3 separate regions of the Mus musculus genome follow, and all the other regions are linked to region 1. Evidence: chromatin loops called from intact Hi-C (ENCODE). Cell type or tissue: heart. All regions are shown on one strand.

What was found. Peaks named below come from ENCODE experiments on the same cell type or tissue, not always from the same donor. Only the 100,000 strongest peaks of a DNase experiment are listed, where the experiment ranks them.
Region 2: a loop joins it to region 1, with 2.3 times the contacts of the local background. A loop is called at or near these places in 5 of 42 quality-filtered maps.
Region 3: it touches region 1 in a loop (2.6-fold over the local background); 4 of 42 quality-filtered maps call a loop at or near these places.

Annotation. Positions count from the first base shown.
Region 1 is chr1:163,928,730-163,931,229 of GRCm38, forward strand. Scyl3 (SCY1-like 3 (S. cerevisiae)) reads left to right here and starts at 1,036. Exons shown (of 14, transcript NM_028776.5): 1 at 1,036-1,457. In heart, no CTCF peak of the experiment used is centred here; DNase peaks (open chromatin) are centred at 1,012 and 1,252; H3K4me3 peaks cover 2,172 bases; H3K27ac peaks cover 1,423 bases.
Region 2 is chr1:163,402,692-163,405,191 of GRCm38, forward strand. It overlaps Gorab (golgin, RAB6-interacting), which reads right to left and starts at 978. Exons shown (of 5, transcript NM_178883.6): 1 at 832-978. The coding sequence starts at 892. In heart, no CTCF peak of the experiment used is centred here; a DNase peak (open chromatin) is centred at 1,030; H3K4me3 peaks cover 1,669 bases; H3K27ac peaks cover 1,353 bases.
Region 3 is chr1:163,778,224-163,780,723 of GRCm38, forward strand. It overlaps Kifap3 (kinesin-associated protein 3), which reads left to right and starts at 1,360. Exons shown (of 20, transcript NM_001305643.1): 1 at 1,360-1,679. The coding sequence starts at 1,648. Gm51663 (predicted gene, 51663) reads right to left here and starts at 1,317. Exons shown (of 2, transcript NR_165475.1): 1 at 1,150-1,317. In heart, a CTCF peak has its summit at 1,222 (motif pointing right); a DNase peak (open chromatin) is centred at 1,348; H3K4me3 peaks cover 1,392 bases; H3K27ac peaks cover 922 bases.

The sequences.
Region 1 (2,500 bases):
TCTGGAATCTTAATGCAGAGATGTAAGAGATGGTTTATTTAGAAACCTGAGTGACACCAGGATAAATGAAGTGAGTAGATGGTAGAAGTATTGAGTGTGTCCCTTCCAATCATGTCTTACACATGCAGCAGGGAACTGTCTTCTAGTGTTAATTTTAGAGGAGTAGGTGACCATCGTGTTTGAGAAAACAGGCTACATGCTACCCAGGATCCCATCCACAGCTGGACTAGGATTAGTGATCAAAGAATGGATGAGAATGCGAGCAAGCACCCAGAGCGAACGATACAGCATAGATGTGAGTCAGGAATGCATCATCCTCCCAGTGGATTTCTTGCCCTGGTTGAAGTGGCTCAATTCTACTCCTCCAGGAAAAGAAAGGCACAAAATAAATTGATCAAGACAATCCTGGTCTCATTCTGACTTGCCTTACAGGACGTGGTAGCTGATGTTACTTTATCTACATTCTTTACCAGGAAGGCAGAGGCTGGCTGCGACCTCCCACACGCAAATGGGTTGATCATTTAGTCTTCGGTTATTGTAACGAAGGTGAACTTTCGAAGAGAACAAGAAGTCAGCGGATATTGGAGCTGGTAATTCTATCACAGGTGTAGTCTTCTCTTCCTCCGTTCCTTTCCCACACACCCCCCCCCCATCCTTATTTCCCCTCTCCTCCCTTCCCCTTTTCTCCTCTTCACTTTCTTCCCTCCTGTCCGGTCCTCTCCGGTCTTGCGTGACATTCCTTCTAATTGTACTATTTCGCTGAATTATGATTCCAGGTTTTCCATCTGAAACCTTAAGCCTTAATTAAGTCTCAAGCGTTAATCGCCATGATTTCTGACTTCACTAAATACATACATACATACATACATACATACATACATACATACATACATACATACATACATACATATCTTCTCTGACAGCAGGCCAATCCTGGTGGCCAGGATGCTGAGGGGGCAGTCACAACCGGAAAAGTTCTGGCTCAGCCCCAAACTCCTCTCCTCCTCCTCCCCGCCCCCTTACTTGTCTGAAGCCAGAGGTGGCCATTTTGGATTCGGGCGGAAATGAACTCAAAAGCGGCTGGTTAAAAACCCAAACATGAAAACCGGGATGCCCCTGCAGTCGGGCTGAAGACACACGCAGAGAGGCTTCCCTGCCGCCAGAGCCGGCTGCCGGGAACAGGCGTGCGGCGCAGGCTCCCCTGGCGCCCACACCTACCCGGGCCCGCGCCCTCGCAGCACCTGTGCGGCCGCTCTAGCTCGGTTCCGGGTTCGCGCCTCGGTGGTGGCGTCGGAGGAACTGAAGGCCCGGCTGTTGAGCCGCTTCCGGGCCCTCGGAGAGCCGCCGGAGCCGGGTCCTCGGGGGTGTCTGTGGGTGGAGGAGCCGGGGTCTGAGCGTCGGAGCCAGCCGCGGGCCAAGAGGGAGCGGAGCCGCCAGCCTCCTCCCGCCGCCCGCAGGTAACCGGGAGCCGTGCGGCCTGGACGGCGGGGCGGGAAGCGAGCCGGGGCGGCCGGTTGAGCGCTGCCCCGGGGAGTTCGGGGTGCCCCTGTGCCTGGCGTCTCGGGTGAGCCCCGCCGGCCGAGGCCGGTGGAGGGCCGAGAGACCGGGCCTGGAGTCCAGCGGGAAGGCCGCGCGGTGCAGGGTCCCCGACGAGCGTCCACACTCAGCCCCCGGGCTTCACGTGTAGAAAAGACAACAACATCTCCCAAGGTCGCTTTTGCTGAGTTCTGGGATCGCTGCTGCTGCTGGGTTGGGGGACATGTGTGTGCTCTGAGCTGATGTCACACCTCGGAGTACTTTTAGTCCACAGAGACTACATGTTTTGCTTGTCAGCTAGCACAATGCGGTTGAGTTCCTGACAGGGAACATACGTGGCCGAGACAGGGCCGCTGGTAAGATTTGTCACCCAGTATCTAAGTGCCAACGAGTACATATCCTTAGGACTCTCGGGCAAGTCATAACCTTTGGCTCTTTGAAGCGAAGGGAACTAGAACCGAAGAGAGTCTCTACTGTCGGGAGAACTAAGGGACATACTTCCCCCAGAGCACACGTGGTATGTGGTTGAATACCTAGGCAAGGTGCTGCTCCCAAACCAAATGGAACCCTTCAGAAGCTTCGCCTGAAGCCAAAGAAATGAGAAGGATGGAAGACATAGATAGATTAAAGTGTACAGTCACATCCTAGACTGTCAACTCGACGTTTCATTATAGAAAGTATAAGTGGTATAGTCAGTAAAAATGCCATATTAGAATATCCTTTTCTACCTTCGTGTGACTTTCAAAGCTACCTGGCACTATTTCATAGTCCCCTTCTTACTTCCCAAACCAAGAAAAAATCCGTGGAGTTGGGAGTGTTCCTTATGTCTTGCATTTCCATAAGCTCCTTTCAGCTCCGTCCTGAGGGTTGTAAAACACTGCTGGTGCCAGCGGTCCTGCCTCTTAGATACAGGCGTGGGGAGAACCAGAGTGACCGCCTTGTGTGTTCTCAAATCCAGTCCTCG
Region 2 (2,500 bases), 530 kb before region 1:
TACTTTTTAAAATGTTGCCAAGAGTGGCACAAAGTTCTCACAGAAGTGATGGGCATTTCCAAGCCTACCACAGACATTTTTGTGAAATTGCAATCACAGGTCAAGAGCATTTTACATCCTTTCCTACCAAGTACTGGAAAACTTAATAAATCAGAAGCAGCGTTATCGCAAGCCCATACAGTGATCTATAATTATTCCAGAAAGCCCCCCGCCCCATCCGGGGCAGCAGATTTCCACTGTCCCTGAAGGCAGAAGAGACAGACATGTAAGTGCACTGTGCATGTACACACAAATACACACACGCACTTCAAATCTAACCTCTCGAAAAGTCCTTTTAGTTTGCTGACTCCCAAGAACTGGAAAGAAATGCAAACTCATCTGGTAGCCAGAAGTAAAGGCAATGCGGATGGATCATAAATACCACTTCTTCTGCGTTGATTCACTCTCATGACACCTTTCCCAAATATCTGGTTTTATAAGTTCACAATTATGATGCTGTATATGCAGTATTAGTCTTCATTCACCCTGAACCCAAGTTTACAACCATTGGTTTGGGTTAAAAGCCTCCCTTAGGGGCCATTCAGGTGGTGGCTTCGCTTTCTCTTCCTAACCTCATTCCTTTTTACAGGAAAACATCAAATCATCAGAAAACAGATGCTAAAAGAGAAACCCCTGGGCCGTCCCTCTGGCCTCTGCAGCAAAGACACCTAGGGAATCCCACCACCCCTGTCCCCCAACTTGGAGTTCCAGCCCCCACGCCCCCTCGCCCACTAAGACGGCCTCCTGTCCTTCAGACTCGAGACTCCACACCCGCGCGCAAGTACACCTTACCTTTATTCTGCTTTAGTCTCCTCAGCTCTTCCTCAGAGAAGCCCGCCCAATCCTGAGCCATCCGCCTAGCCCTGGGCACCCAAAGAGTGCCCAAATCTCCGCGCGCAGACTGCCAACACAGCTCCACAGGCACATCCGGGTTCCTTCAGTGGCGCGGCGAACAGCCAATCAGCGTGCCGAACTGTGGCGCTAGGCCTCCCTCTGCATTCAGGGACCCGGTACCTGTGGGGCTGCCCCGAGCGATGCCTGAAAGCCTGACTCGGTGGACTACAAAAGCACGGCCTTCGCTTCCACTCACAGGCCTCTGCTACACGTTCCAGTTCTTCTTGCTTTATATCTTTGGGGGGAAGTGGGGGTTATGGGAATATGAGGAAGGGTTGAGGAAAACAGGTAGAGCGGCAGTGACAGAGGAGGCCTACAGGTCGGAACTGCCTGACTAGCTGGGCGGAGCCTGTATTGCCTGGGAGGTGGGCGGTACCGGAGCATCCTTGGCTTGTAGGTTCTAAGTCATGGAGAAACAGGGTGTAGGGTTGAGATTTAAGCATTGGCCAGTTCACTTCTAGACAATAACATCTAGCAGATTTCGATTTCTTGTTTCTATGATGAATGAGTCTAAGAACCTAATCCTTATGCCAAGATATTTTGCTGGTCTCCTCCTGCCTATAGAAGTCCCTCAACACACCACACTCAAGTCCTAAATGGTGATTTTTTTTTCTTTTGTCTAAAGCTATCTTCTTGAGCTTCCATTTCTCCGTTTTAAGCAGAGTTTAGAAAATTAGAAGATGCAAAGCTTGTCCATGTATGTGTAGGTCAGCGTTTTTTAAACCATTTCTTTTTTTCATTATTTTTACTAAAAACAACTGAAAACATTACATTGGCTACATTGAAAATTTTTTTAAAGAATATTAATTTTCGACTCGAGAGTCAATATTTTTAATCAAGTTGAAGTAAAGGAGTATACTGGAAAATAAAATATGACACCAGCAATTGAAATGAGCAGTTCAGTTATATAAGTATCAGAAAAAAGTTTGACATCTTTCTTGTAATCTTTGAACTTTGAAATGTAACAGGTTTTCCAAAATTCAAGGATGCCACACATGCTTATCTTAAAGATGAGTTTATTTTCAATATATTTGAAAGGCAAAATACCATCCAAAAGGATTAGTTTCGTTCAAGTTTTGAACATAGACTAAATGTGTAAACAGATATACATTAACTCCAGAATAGAATGTATTAGTCACAATCTGGTAGTGGATTCAGCTTGCCCTCTGCACACAATAACCATTTACTAGTGACTCAACAACAATTTTAAACCTACTTGTGTGCTTTCTGTTACATTTTATTTATACATTTTCTATAAGACAAGATTTATCACTAATCTTAATAGAGTCAGTAATTATGGTATTTTAAAAGGTTTTGCCTTGCTTGTGAATGCAAATCAAGGCACCAGCAAGAGATAATAAAAGCCAATAAAATACATCTGTATAAAATTATACTTTCCCCCTTGCAACATTCCAAATCTCCTATTTGTTGTTCTGTTGGCCCTTCCTCAAGGAGTTCACTTTTGTCAAATGCTGTAGGAGATACTGGTGGGAACTAAGCTCCAGAAGTCTTTGCTCTGTGGGAGTTCTTGGTTCTGAGTTGAGAGAGTATCTCAGTTGAGAGTTTT
Region 3 (2,500 bases), 150 kb before region 1:
CTCTCCTCCCATGGTGTGGGTCCCAGAGATAGAACTCACATTCTCAGAGGTGGAGGCAGGCTTCGTTGCCAGCCTTTACAGAAGTTTTAAAGCAGTGGTTCTCAACCTTCCTAACACTATGACCCTTTAATAAGTTTCTCACGTTGTGGTGACCCCCAACCATAAAATGATTTTGGTTGCCACTTCGTAACTACTGTACTTTTGTTACTGTTATGACTCTTGATGTAAATATTCGTGTTTTCCAATGACTTTAGAGACCTTCGTGAAAGGGTCCTTCCACCCACAGAGAGGTCATGACTCACAAGTTGAGAACCACTGCTTTAAAGTAGTGTGCCTTGCTTTTATTGTTAAAGATGTTGTGAACGATAATTTGTGCATTTTTTGCCTTGGTTTGAATAATCAATATTTGAAATAGAAAGTCCAGTTAGGAAGAATCCCATGTGTGAACCGATTAGACTAATCATCAGAGTGTGGATGGAGAGAAAAAGCTGCAGATAATGACTACCTTAACGATAAGACAGAACTTTGTGACAGTTTGTTAAGAAGACTTTGATAAATATGGAGAATGTAGTTTGCCTGGAATTCCTTATTGATAAATTGAAAGAATAGTTACAACTTTATCAGAAATAAATTTAATTGGTGTGAGTTGGTAGGGGCATAAAACATCTCTTTAATGTCTCTCTGCATGACATTTTATGCATAAAAATCTATCACTATTAACTCTTTTGAAGGAATGGCTAACAATGTGATACCAGAAGACGGTGATGGACAGGTTAAAGGATCTCAAAGCAGAGCAGACAGCTTGCTTTGGCTAAAAAGCGGCTCTTTTCTCTCTCCAAATTGTCAGCAATTATTTGCCTTAGAAGAAACAATTTCTCAAGAATCTTGAGTTAAAGTTAATCAGTGGACGATTTGGAAGTTCAGAAGTTGGCTTGTTATAATGGAAGGGAGTGTTTTCTACTTTGGGATTTTAAATGCCACTTTCAAAGTTGATCCAATCCACATCACAGACTATTTCCACCAGCTAGAATTCAGTGCAATCAATGCAGAACCTTTTACATGTTCCAAAATAGAAGCTCCACCAAAGAAGTTGTTGTCAAAGGCTAGTCTGATCACCATCATTAGTTAGCTAGAAGGTTCACTGGTTACCTTGTCTCCTTTCACGCTAAGGACTTTACGTTCCAATTTTGCAGCTTGCAATGCTTCTTCCTTTCCCATCCTCCAGGGGGCAGTGACCAGGAATATGCCTCTAAATCACAGGCTCCCAGATCAGTACCAAACCCTTCCTGCGCTGTTCCTGGGAGCGTCAGATTTGTCGCAGGAGCCTCACCCTGAGCCTGCGCAGACTGTAGCTGTCGCGTGAGCGCATGCGCCTTGCGGAGAGTTCGGCCCTGACGGCTCTGGGCGGGTCTGGGCTGCTCCAGTGTTTTGGGGCCCAGGAGCAGTGGGAGGAGCCGGCGGGTTCACCGTGGTAACCGCTGCGCCGCCGCCGCCGCCACCGCCACCGCCACCGCCGCCCCGCCTTGCAGGCCTTGGGACTGTCACCGCTCTGCTTTGAGGGTACTTTGGCCGGGTCTCCGGAAGTAGCCCTCCCAGATTCTCAGACACTCCCATTCTCCCCACGCCGCTGCCGCCGCCGCCGCCGCCATGCAAGGCGAGGACGCCAGATACCTCAAAAGGTGATGACCCGGGCTCCGCCCTGAGCAGGTCCTTAGGTGTTTCCCGGCTGACCATGGGATGTCCAGGGGCAGAGCTAGACACGAGAAGGGGTGGGACGCAGGGAAGGAAAGAAAGAGGAGAAAATGATGGGGTGGAATAAAGGATGGGCCCTGCGGGGGCGCGAGGTCCTCTTTGGCTTGGAGGTGTCCTGACAGCATCTGATGATGTCCTTGCTACATTAATCTATAACCTCATTAAGAGGCAGGTTAGGCGAGATAAATCCCATATTTCCTAGGTTTTGTTTTTTGTTCTGCCCCACTCTCCTGGATTCCTCAATAGATAAATCCCATGGAAGCTTGGAAATGAATTCTGTCACATCACCAATTTGTGTTCAGTTTGAGATTCATAAATCATGGTGGGGTGTGTGGAATAAAGACGGACGTGGTGGTTTTTGCTTTATGCAAGACTGGATTGAGATGTTCAGTCAGCTGGTCTTGGTCCACTTTACTCACTTGACGGTCACATACACTGTATAATTTCTGTAGGAAGTTCATTATTATTAAGACCTTGGCATGCGAAAGCCTACTATTTTTTTTTTTTACATATGTATGATATCAGCTACACCAAGAAAAAGGAAATTTTGTGAGATTCCTTAATGTCTGTAGAAAAATAAGACCACCCATGGTTAGAAAAATATACCTCTCACTGAACCAACTGTGAGGGAGCAGTGAATAAATCTTTTAAAATGCTAATGTAGAGTCTCTATTTTTCGTTAAAGCTCTGTTGCTAATCCACTGCAAAGAGCACATAGATTTGGTTTTTTGGACATAATTACTTCATT